3 separate regions of the Homo sapiens genome follow, and regions 2 and 3 are each linked to region 1. A link is a contact called in ENCODE Hi-C or POLR2A ChIA-PET data. All regions are on one chromosome and are shown on one strand. The core of a region is the stretch at or near the end of the contact, and the rest is flanking DNA. Distances in the headings are between cores, read along the strand shown.

Region 1 (2,931 bases), core at 432-2,931:
TGCGCACAGCAGGTGGGAAACTTCTGTAACAAGTATGTCCACAGGCAGATCACCTTTACCTGTGAGGAGCTTGTGTGCACGAGGGCAACCTCGCAGCAGCGACGCCCACCACAGAATGCTGATGGCTCAATCCCAGCAGAAGTTTATTTAGGGCACAGAAAGCTGGAAACAAGGGCTTGACTGGAGGCAGCTCTGCAGCAGGTGGAGATTTGGACAGCGAGGGCTGTCCTGGAGGAAGTCCCAAGGTCCTCACTTCCCTCTGTAGGCCACCCTTGGTGTGGACAACAGCTGCAGACAGGAGACACGGAGGGGGCACACAGAGGTCTTAGGGTCTGGCCTCAGGTGATGTCCATCACATCTCTTTCTGTTGGTGAGAGCTAGTTACCTGGGCCCCCAGGGTGCAAGGCCGAGCTGGCATGGCATGCAGACCAACTAGTAGGATCTTCTTGCCAGCTCAGGGGACAATGCACACATGGAGAAGTGCAGTTGGATACCAGGCATCTGGGAAAATGCACATGCTCACTCTTTTTCAAAGAAATGCAGGTTCCAAAACCAAACACCATTAGAAAATAGACACCAGCCAACACAATCAAGATTAGAAGGTCTATGGTGAGACCACTGATGGAGCGTGAAGCTGGCCAAACTCTGGAGAGTGGTTGATGATACGTATCAAGAATCCAAAATCCAGCAGGGCGTGGTGGCTCACGCCTGTAATCCCAGCCAGGAATTCGAGACCAGCCTGGCCAACATGGCGAAACCCCGCCTCTACTAAAAATACAAAAATTAGCTGGGCATGGTGGTGCACGCCTGTAGTCCCAGCTACTCAGGAGGCTGAGGCATGAGAATCACTTGGCCTTGAGTGATTGCAGTGAGCAGAGATCGCACCACTGCACTACAGCCTGGGTAACAGAGTGAAGTGAGTCTCTAAATAAATAAATAAATAAACCTGAAATCCTAGAAATCTGTTTAATGGCTCAAGATGTTATCTTTCCAAAACTCGAATCTGACCCTGTCACTCCCCGGCTCAAACATCTCCAATGGCTCCCCACTGCCATCCTGGCCATGTTCCAGCCCAGGCCCCTCCCTCCAGCCTCATCTTCCATGCTGAGGTTTGCACCTCCACTGTGGTGGAGCACAGCGGGCATTTCTCCCTGGTGCACCTTTGCTTCTTTGGGCCCCTCTGCCTGGAATGCCCTTCCTGTTCCTGTCCAGACCCACTCGAGACACTCCTGCCCTGAGCACCTCCTGCCTCTCCCTCCTCACTCCAGACACTCCTGCCCTGAGCACCTCCTGCCTCTCCCTCCTCTCTGCCGCTCCCCCCACCCTCATGCTCTCACCCTAGCTCCTCCTGTTACTGGGTCCCTCTGGGAGCACCGTCCTGACCAGTGCCCAACCTGGGCCTGGGGGACAGAGGGGTCGGCACATGTAGGCTGAGCTGAGCTTTCGGGAGCGAGGAGGCCAGGCGCTGGGAGTGGTGGCCTTGCTGTAGGCTGAAGACACAGCTCGCAGCTCAGCCTGCCCTCCACCTGACCCCCCGGGCCCAGCCTTCCCTAGTGGGCCACGACCTTCCCACCAGGGCCCTCGGCCCTGCTCCTGCTGGCCCCTGCAGACCTCAGCTGAGTCCAAGCTCCTGGAGGGCAGGGAGGGTGAGCATCTCGTGTGTCCCCAGCGCACAGCTGCTGTGCCAGCTCCCGGTAGGGATTTGTTACAGGAATAAATGGGGTGGGGGTTGGAGGAGATGGAGGCAGGCCCTGACGCCGGCTCCTGGCGCACCCTCCAGGCCCTCTCCATCGCGGCTTCGCGGCTCCGGCTCTGGCCCCGCCCCAGCCTTCCCCGCCCTGCCGGGAACCTGGGGCCTCTCGGACCACGAAAGCCGCCCACACCTCCGCGGCTCCGCCCTCGCCTCTCGCTCCCCCAGCCTAGCCTGGACCCTCCGCTCTCCGGGGCTCAGCAGCGACCCCGATCGGCCACACGCAAGCCGCCCACATCGCCGCGGCAGCCACCTACCCCGGGACGCCCAACCAAGCCCTCGGGGGACCAAGCCCGGGGACTTCGTCCCCAACTCCAGGCCAGTCAAGCCACCCCACAGGGGCCCTGCCTGTCCCACCCGCAGCGTGCTGGGGGGTCCATGCTTGCGGTGATCAGGAGGGTGGCACGGCCCTGGGGTTACAGCCGGCGGAGGGGCTTCCCAAAAGAATCCTCAGCCTCTCCCGCCTGCGGCGGCGCAGCCCAGGCGGGGCTCGGCCCGCAGAATCCCCTCGTGGCCTCGCCAGGTATGCGCGCGGGGCCCGGGGCGCGGGCCGGGGGCGGGCGCTGGAGCGGGGCCGGTGCCGGGCCCGCCGCGACACGCTCGGGGACGCGACGCACAAAGGCGCCTTCTGCCGCCCCCCGACCCCGCCCCGCGCTGCCCCCGTCCAGCGTGGCGGCCCGCCCCGGCAGGCGGTGAGGGGCTGTCGGGGTCCCCTCCTCCTGGGCCCGCCACCCCCCTCGCGGGCGACGTGCCCTGTCCGGGCGGCGCGCAGGCGCGGGCTTGTCCCACCGCGCAGGAATCCGAGGCCGCCGCGCGCGTTTCCGGCCCCAGCCCCGCCCGCGGTGCAGGGGAGCGAGTGCGCAGCCGCGTGTCGGGACTCGGACCCCCGTGGCCCCCGCCATACTCTCTTTCTCCACCCGCGGAGCTTTTGCTCAGGAATCCACTCTTGCAGCCAGGGAGCTTCCGGGCCCCCTCCTCCAGGGAGCGTTCCTGGCTGCTCCGGTGAGCACTTGCCTCCTCGCACCCCTGTCTGGGCACCTTGAGGACCCAGCCTGACCACTCCCCTCTCCTCTGTCTGCATAGGAAGGCGCCCCATTGGAAAGGGACCCCCCCCCCACCAGACCCTGGCAATCCCATGGCCAGGCCAGGGTTGGGAGTAAGGACCCACCAGGAAGGAGGGT
Region 2 (2,931 bases), core at 234-2,733, 240 kb before region 1:
TTCCTTTTTTTTTTTTTTTAATAGAGACAGAATCTTGCTCTGTCACCTAGGCTAGAGTGTAGTGGTGCAATCACGGCTCACTGCAGCCTTGAACCCCTGTGCTCAGGAGATCCTCTCCCTTCAGCCTCCCAAAGTGCTAGGATTGCAGGCATGAGCCACCACACCTGGCCCTGCTGGTCTTTTCTTTTTCTTCCTTTTTTTTTTTTTTTATAGAGACAGAGTTTTGCTCTTGTTGCCCAGGCTGGAGTGCAATGGCATGATCTCAGCTCACTGCAACCTCTGCCCCCGGGTTCAAGCCATTCTTTCGCCTCAGCCTCCCAAGTAGCTAAGACTACAGGTGCATACCACCACACCCGGCTAATTTTTGTATTTTCAGTAGAGATGGGCTTTTCTCATGTTGGCCAGGCTGATCTCAAACTCCTGACCTCAGGTGGTCCCCCCACCTTGACCTCCCAAAGTGCTAGGGTTACAGGCATGAGCCACCACACCCAACCCTGCTAGTCTTTTTGAAGCACCTGGTCTCGCTCTGAGTGGCAGTGGAATAGCGTCCCCCACTTTCCATCTTTGGCAGCATCCACTTAGCTACGGGAACCACCATAAACATCAAGGGGCCAAAGTGACAGCCACGGGTCCCCAGGAACTTGCAAAGCAGGGGCTGAAGAGCACCTCTGAAGTCAGCCTGGGTTGGTCAACAAAGCCACAGAGGCACCCTCAGCCCAGATGCCTGGATACCTGCAGTCAGTTGAAGGCAGGAGTGAGCACCTCTGGTTGTGGGGCCAGGCTCAGAGAGGAGAGCAGCTGGGTGGGTGGAAGGAGGGGAGAGAGTAGGAAGACAGGAGGCAGGAGGGAGGGAGAAGAGCGGGGAGATGGCACAATGAAGCCAGGGAATTCCAAGGGCCTTCAACAGACATCAGGACCCCTGCTGCCCTGGCCACTTTAGAGCTGTCCTTTCCTGGCAGATGCCTGGGGACCCAGTGGCATGGGGCACTGCTAGGCCTGGGCACCCAAGGGCAGGGGTCAGTCACGCAGGTCACAGGCACATGGTCACAGTCAGGGTGGATGGACACCTGGCCCTGGGGCAGATGACCTGGGAACGGGAGGTGAGGGTCGGCAGGGGACCTCCCTCCAGGGTCACTCTGAGAACCCAGCAAGGATCACACTGGCCCTGGAGGACCCGGAATCCTGCACAGCCCCCAGGGACCTGGGGTGAGCGAGCTGTGGCAGGGTCAATAGGTCAGGGGAGGCCCAAGGAACAAGGTGGGAAAGTAAAGACAGCAAAGGACAAACACCCCCTGGGAATGCCCCACCACCGCCCCCCTCGGCAGGGACTTCCGGGAGAAGGAAGGCACCATATCCCAGCACCCCAGTTTTTGTGAGTTACAGAACAAGTGACATTTCAGGAAGGTCAGAGAAACCTGACTCAGCAGAAAGTGCCCCACGTGCGTGCCCTGCATGGCATTTCCATGTCAGCTGGAAGGAGAGCAGCCAACACTCTCCAGGGCTGGGCAGAGCCCCAGCGCCATGCAGCCCACAGCAGGCGGAAGGGGAGGCTGGAAGTCCTCCGCAGGTCACTCCCCCGCTTCCTCCTCCAGGAAACCGGGCCAGCGCCAGGCCCCAGTCTGAGAACAGACCCCTCGGCCACCCAGCCTCAGATGGGGGCGGGGCAGGACCTCCATGGGTGAGGAGGCCAGAGACAGCATGGCCCAACAGTATGCTCTCTGGGAGACTGAAACTCCCACCCACCCACTCCTGTGCATGATGCAAACCAGAGACTGGAGGGGACGCTGCTGCCCCTGGGGGTGCACATGTGGGGGCTGAGACAGGCACCTGCGTCCCTATGTCCCAACGGAGCAAGGGTGGGCACCCCTTCAAACCACTGACTTCTGGAAGCCTGAGCTAGGACTCTGCACCAGGCCCCCCAGTTTTGTTCAGAGGCACAGAGGCCCTTGTCCAGGGGTGGGACAGGATCTCAGGGGCAGGTCTGGAGAGGTTCCCATCTCAGGGGGCTCAGGTGGGCCCTGGGGTTTGGAGACCACTTCCCATTTTGAACAGGAACCCAAAAGACGAGAGGCCCAAGCTCCTCGCAGGGTTGCCACCTAAGCCCAGGGAGGCATAGCCACGGGCTCAGCCAGCCCCAACCCAGGAGGTTAACACTGGTGCTCCCCCTGGCTTTGGGACTTAACTGTTTTTTTCTGGTAGGAAGGTAAACGGTGACAGCCTTATTTTGGAGAACAGCTTGACGATGTCTATTTCTCTTTTTTATTGTGGTAAATATAACGTAAAACTTGCCGTTTGAACCATTTTTCAGTGTGCAGGTCAGTGGCACTACGTGCGTGGATGCTGTTGTGCAGCCCTCACCGCCATCCATCCCGAGAACTCTCTTCACCTTGCGCAACTGAAACTACCCATTCAACCCCAACTCCCCATTCCCACCTTCCCCGGCCCCTGGCATCACCAGGCTGCACCATCCTACCTCCGTCCCTATGAATGCAATGACTCTAGGGACCTGACACAAATGGGATCATACAGTGCATGTCCTCCTGTGACTGGCTTATTCCACTCAGCACAATATACTCAAGTTCCATCCACGTTGCAGCCTGTGTCCATTTCCTTCCTTTTCAGGGCTAAGTAATATTCCACAGTGTGGAGGGCCACGCGGTGCTGACCGAGGGCCCAGTGATGCTGGGTGGTGCGGAGGGCCACATGGTGCTGACTTGTTTGTCCGAGGATGGATACAGGCTGCGTCCATCACGCAGTCACCGTGAGTAAGGCTGCTGTGAACACAGGGTGGAGATCTCCCCTGGAGGCCCTGCGTCAGTGCTCCCGGGTTCTACTGAGAAGTGCAACTGCTAGCTCACACAGTAACTCTGACGGTAACTCTGTCTCATTTCCCGAGGGGCTGCCGTCCTGTTCCCCGCAACAGCTGCACCA
Region 3 (2,931 bases), core at 143-2,642, 160 kb before region 1:
AGGGCAAGACTTCATCTCGGGAAAAAAAAAAAATTCGAACACCTGCAAAGTTGAAGTGAATTGTGGAGTCCCCTCGCTCACACCTGTGGTCCGCTCCCCAAAGCTATGCTGCCCTCACCATCTTATTTTTTGGCACATTTCAAGGCAAGTTGCAGACGTCTGTGTACTGCACACAGTCCTTCAGCAGGCAGACCATCAGCTCAATGGGGGTGAGCATCGTTCCTGGGTCTTTTTCTCCTCTGAAGGTAAAGTTGGCTTAAAGTGAGATGCACAGGCCCTAATTGCTCCATCTGGAGAGTTCTGACAAACGGTCACCCGTCAGCCCAGAGCAGGGCTCTGTGGACAGACCTCATGCCCCTTCCAACAGTCCCAGCCCCGCAAAAGGCAACCGCTGTTTCCATTTCCTTCCACTACAGACCAGTTGTGCCTGTTCTAGAATGCCCTATAAATGGAATCATATGATCTGTGCCCTGTCACTTCACATGCTTTTTTTTTTGGTGACAGAATGTAGCTCTGTCGCCCAGGCTGAGTGCAGTATGGTTCCATCTCAGCTTACTGCAACCTCTGTCTCCTGGGTTCAAGCGATTCTAATGCCTTAGCCTCTCAAGTAGTTGGGACTACAGGGGCACGCCACCATGTCCAGCTCATCTTTTGTATTTTTAGTAGAGACAGGGTTTTGCTGTGTAGGCCAGGCTGGTCTCAAACTCCTGGCCTCAAGTGACTGCCCGCCTTGGCCTCCCAAGGTGCTGGGATTACAGGCGTGAGCCCCGTGTCCGGTGGACATGGTTTTGAGAGGCGCCCATGGTGTTTTGTATGGTGAGTGGTATTGCTGTGTGAATACCAGCCAGAGTATTCTTGTATTAATGGACACCTGGACTGCTCCCCGTTTTTGGCTGTTCTGAATGAAGCTGCTATGAACATTTTTCTACAAGTTTTTTTGTGGACATATTTCTTTTTATTTTTAGAGACAGAGTCTCACTCTGTGGCCCCAGCTCAGTGCAGTGGTGCAATCACAGCTCACTGCAACCTCGACCTCTTGGGTGCAAGCAATCCTCCTGCCTTAGCCTTCTGAGTAGCTGGGACAATAAGTGTTTGTCACCATACCCGGCTAATTTTTGGATTTTTTTGTAGAAACAGGGTCTCACTGTGTTGCCCAGGCCGGTCTTGAACTCCTGGGCTCTGGTGATCTGCTGGCCTCAGCCTCCTAAAGTGCTGGGATTATGGGTGTGAGCCACTGCACCTGGCTGACATCTGTTTTTATTTCTCTTGGGTAAATACCTAGGAGTGGAATAGGTGGGTCAGAGGTGTGTGTTTAGCTTTGTAAGAAACTTCCAGGCCTTTTCCCAAGGTGGTTGTACCACTTCACGCTTCCATCAGCAGCATGGGTGAGCTGTGCTTGCCCCACATCCTCGCCGGCATTCAGTGACGTCGCGGGCTCGTGGCATTGTCACAGTTTTGTTTGCATTTCTGATGATTAATGCAGTTGAGTTCTTTTTCATGTGCTTGTTGGCTATTTTTTTTTGTCTTCATGAAGCTTCTGTTGAATTGTTTTGCCTTTTTTTATTTTGGCCTTTATTCTTTTTCTTATTTAAATAGAGTTCTTTTTTTTGAGACTGAGTCTCGCTCTGTTGCCCAGGCTGGAGTGCAGTGGTGCGATATTTGCTTACTGCAACTTCTGCTTCCTGGGTTCAAGCAATTCTCCCACCTCAGCCTCCCAAGTAGCTGGGATTACAGGTGCCCGCCACCACCCCCTGGGTAATTTTTGTATTTTTAGTAGAGACGGGGTTTCACCATGTTGGCCAGGCTGGTCTCAAACTCCTGACCTCAGGTGATCCTCCCACCTCGGCCTCCCAAAGTGTTGGGATTACAGGCGTGAGCCACTGCGCCTGGCCTTAGAGTTCATTTCTTTTTTTTTTTTTGAGACGGAGTCTCGCTCTGTCGCCCAGGCTGGAGTGCGGTGGCGCCATCTCGGCTCACTGCAAGCTCCGCCTTCTGGGTTCACGCCATTCTCCTGCCTCAGCCTCCCAAGTAGCTGGGACTACAGGTGCCCGCCAACACGCCCGGCTAATTTTTTTGTATTTTTAGTAGAGACGGGGTTTCACCATGTTAGCCAGGATGGTCTCGATCTCCTGACCTTGTGATCCACCCACCTCGGCCTCCCGAAGTGCTGGGATTACAGGCGTGAGTCACCGCGTCCAGCCCAGTAGAGTTTATTTCTTAGAGCAGTCTTAGTTTACAGAAAAATTGTGTAGAAAGTACAGAGTTCCCATACACCCCCTTCAATCCCCAATTTCCCTATGTTATTAACATCTTGTGTTAGCTGGTCCATTTGTTATGGTTGATGAGCCCGTCTTGCCAAGTTGTTGATAAGAAAAGTCCACAGTTCACATTGAGGTTCACTCTTGGGGCTGTGCCTTCTATGGGTTTTCACAAATATGCAATATGTGAACCCACCAGTGCGGAGTGGTGCAGAGCTGCAGCGTCCTGGAACCCTCCTCTCGGCCCACCCACCCTGCCTTTCCCCAGCCCTTGGTGGCCACTGACCTAATGCTGTCTCCATAGTTTTGCCTTTTCCGGAAGGTGTATGCTTGGAGTCACACAGGGTGTAGCCTTCTGGCCTCGTTCACTTTTCCCGTTGGTGTGTGTTGGCTGTCACGGGCGTTTCCCCAGGTAGTTCTTACTGCTTTCCTTTGGTTTCCTTTGATGTCACTGGCCCCACCCCTGCCGCCGGTCTTCTCATAGTGCCTCTTGTGAGGCTGTTGGCTGTGCTGCAGTCGGTCCTGCCCGTTGTCTCGGCCCTCTGGGACTGCCTGCCTTCAGATGCACCTTTGTTCACGGGCCTCACCGCTCACGTCCCAGCCGTCCTGGGGGTTCTGCTCTGTGTCGGAATGCCCCTGTACCCAGCCCTGGCACCTTCTTAGGGTGGGAGGC

The links. A loop is a pair of places that touch in the nucleus more often than their neighbours do. ChIA-PET counts read pairs that join two places held with the same protein, here RNA polymerase II (POLR2A). Pooled maps may share reads with other maps.
Region 2: a map of Right ventricle myocardium inferior shows a loop between it and region 1 (4-fold over the local background). The contact joins the enhancer-like site here to the promoter of LINC02298 in region 1. A Hi-C loop is called at or near these places in 6 of 168 maps with a recorded cell type or tissue (GM18951, Right ventricle myocardium inferior, adrenal gland and 3 more) and 5 of 50 pooled maps. POLR2A ChIA-PET finds 5 or more read pairs at or near these places in 2 of 52 experiments (activated T-cell and naive thymus-derived CD8-positive, alpha-beta T cell).
Region 3: a loop to region 1 is called in a map of ascending aorta, with 2.7 times the contacts of the local background. The contact joins the enhancer-like site here to the promoter of LINC02298 in region 1. A Hi-C loop is called at or near these places in 5 of 168 maps with a recorded cell type or tissue (Right ventricle myocardium superior, ascending aorta, colonic mucosa and 2 more) and 13 of 50 pooled maps. POLR2A ChIA-PET finds 5 or more read pairs at or near these places in 1 of 52 experiments (H1).

Annotation. Positions count from the first base shown.
Region 1 is chr14:105,092,897-105,095,827 of GRCh38, reverse strand. It overlaps LINC02298 (long intergenic non-protein coding RNA 2298), which reads right to left and starts at 1,681. Exons shown (of 6, transcript NR_110546.1): 1 at 1,612-1,681; 2 at 386-501; 3 at 60-288. RefSeq lists silencers at 1,793-1,842, 2,013-2,062, 2,373-2,632 and an enhancer at 1,528-2,150.
Region 2 is chr14:105,336,788-105,339,718 of GRCh38, reverse strand. All of the region lies in intron 1 of PACS2 (phosphofurin acidic cluster sorting protein 2), which reads right to left. Among named protein-coding and RNA genes, the nearest start is that of PACS2, 24 kb to the right of the region's middle. RefSeq lists enhancers at 828-1,493, 1,494-2,159. Within about 2 kb of position 1,483, at least 8 of the 41 ENCODE cell types and tissues checked have a DNase peak (open chromatin) inside an H3K27ac peak, as active enhancers do; they include heart right ventricle, where a contact is called at or near this core.
Region 3 is chr14:105,257,477-105,260,407 of GRCh38, reverse strand. All of the region lies in intron 3 of BRF1 (BRF1 general transcription factor IIIB subunit), which reads left to right. Among named protein-coding and RNA genes, the nearest start is that of BTBD6, 10 kb to the right of the region's middle. Within about 2 kb of position 1,392, at least 4 of the 41 ENCODE cell types and tissues checked have a DNase peak (open chromatin) inside an H3K27ac peak, as active enhancers do.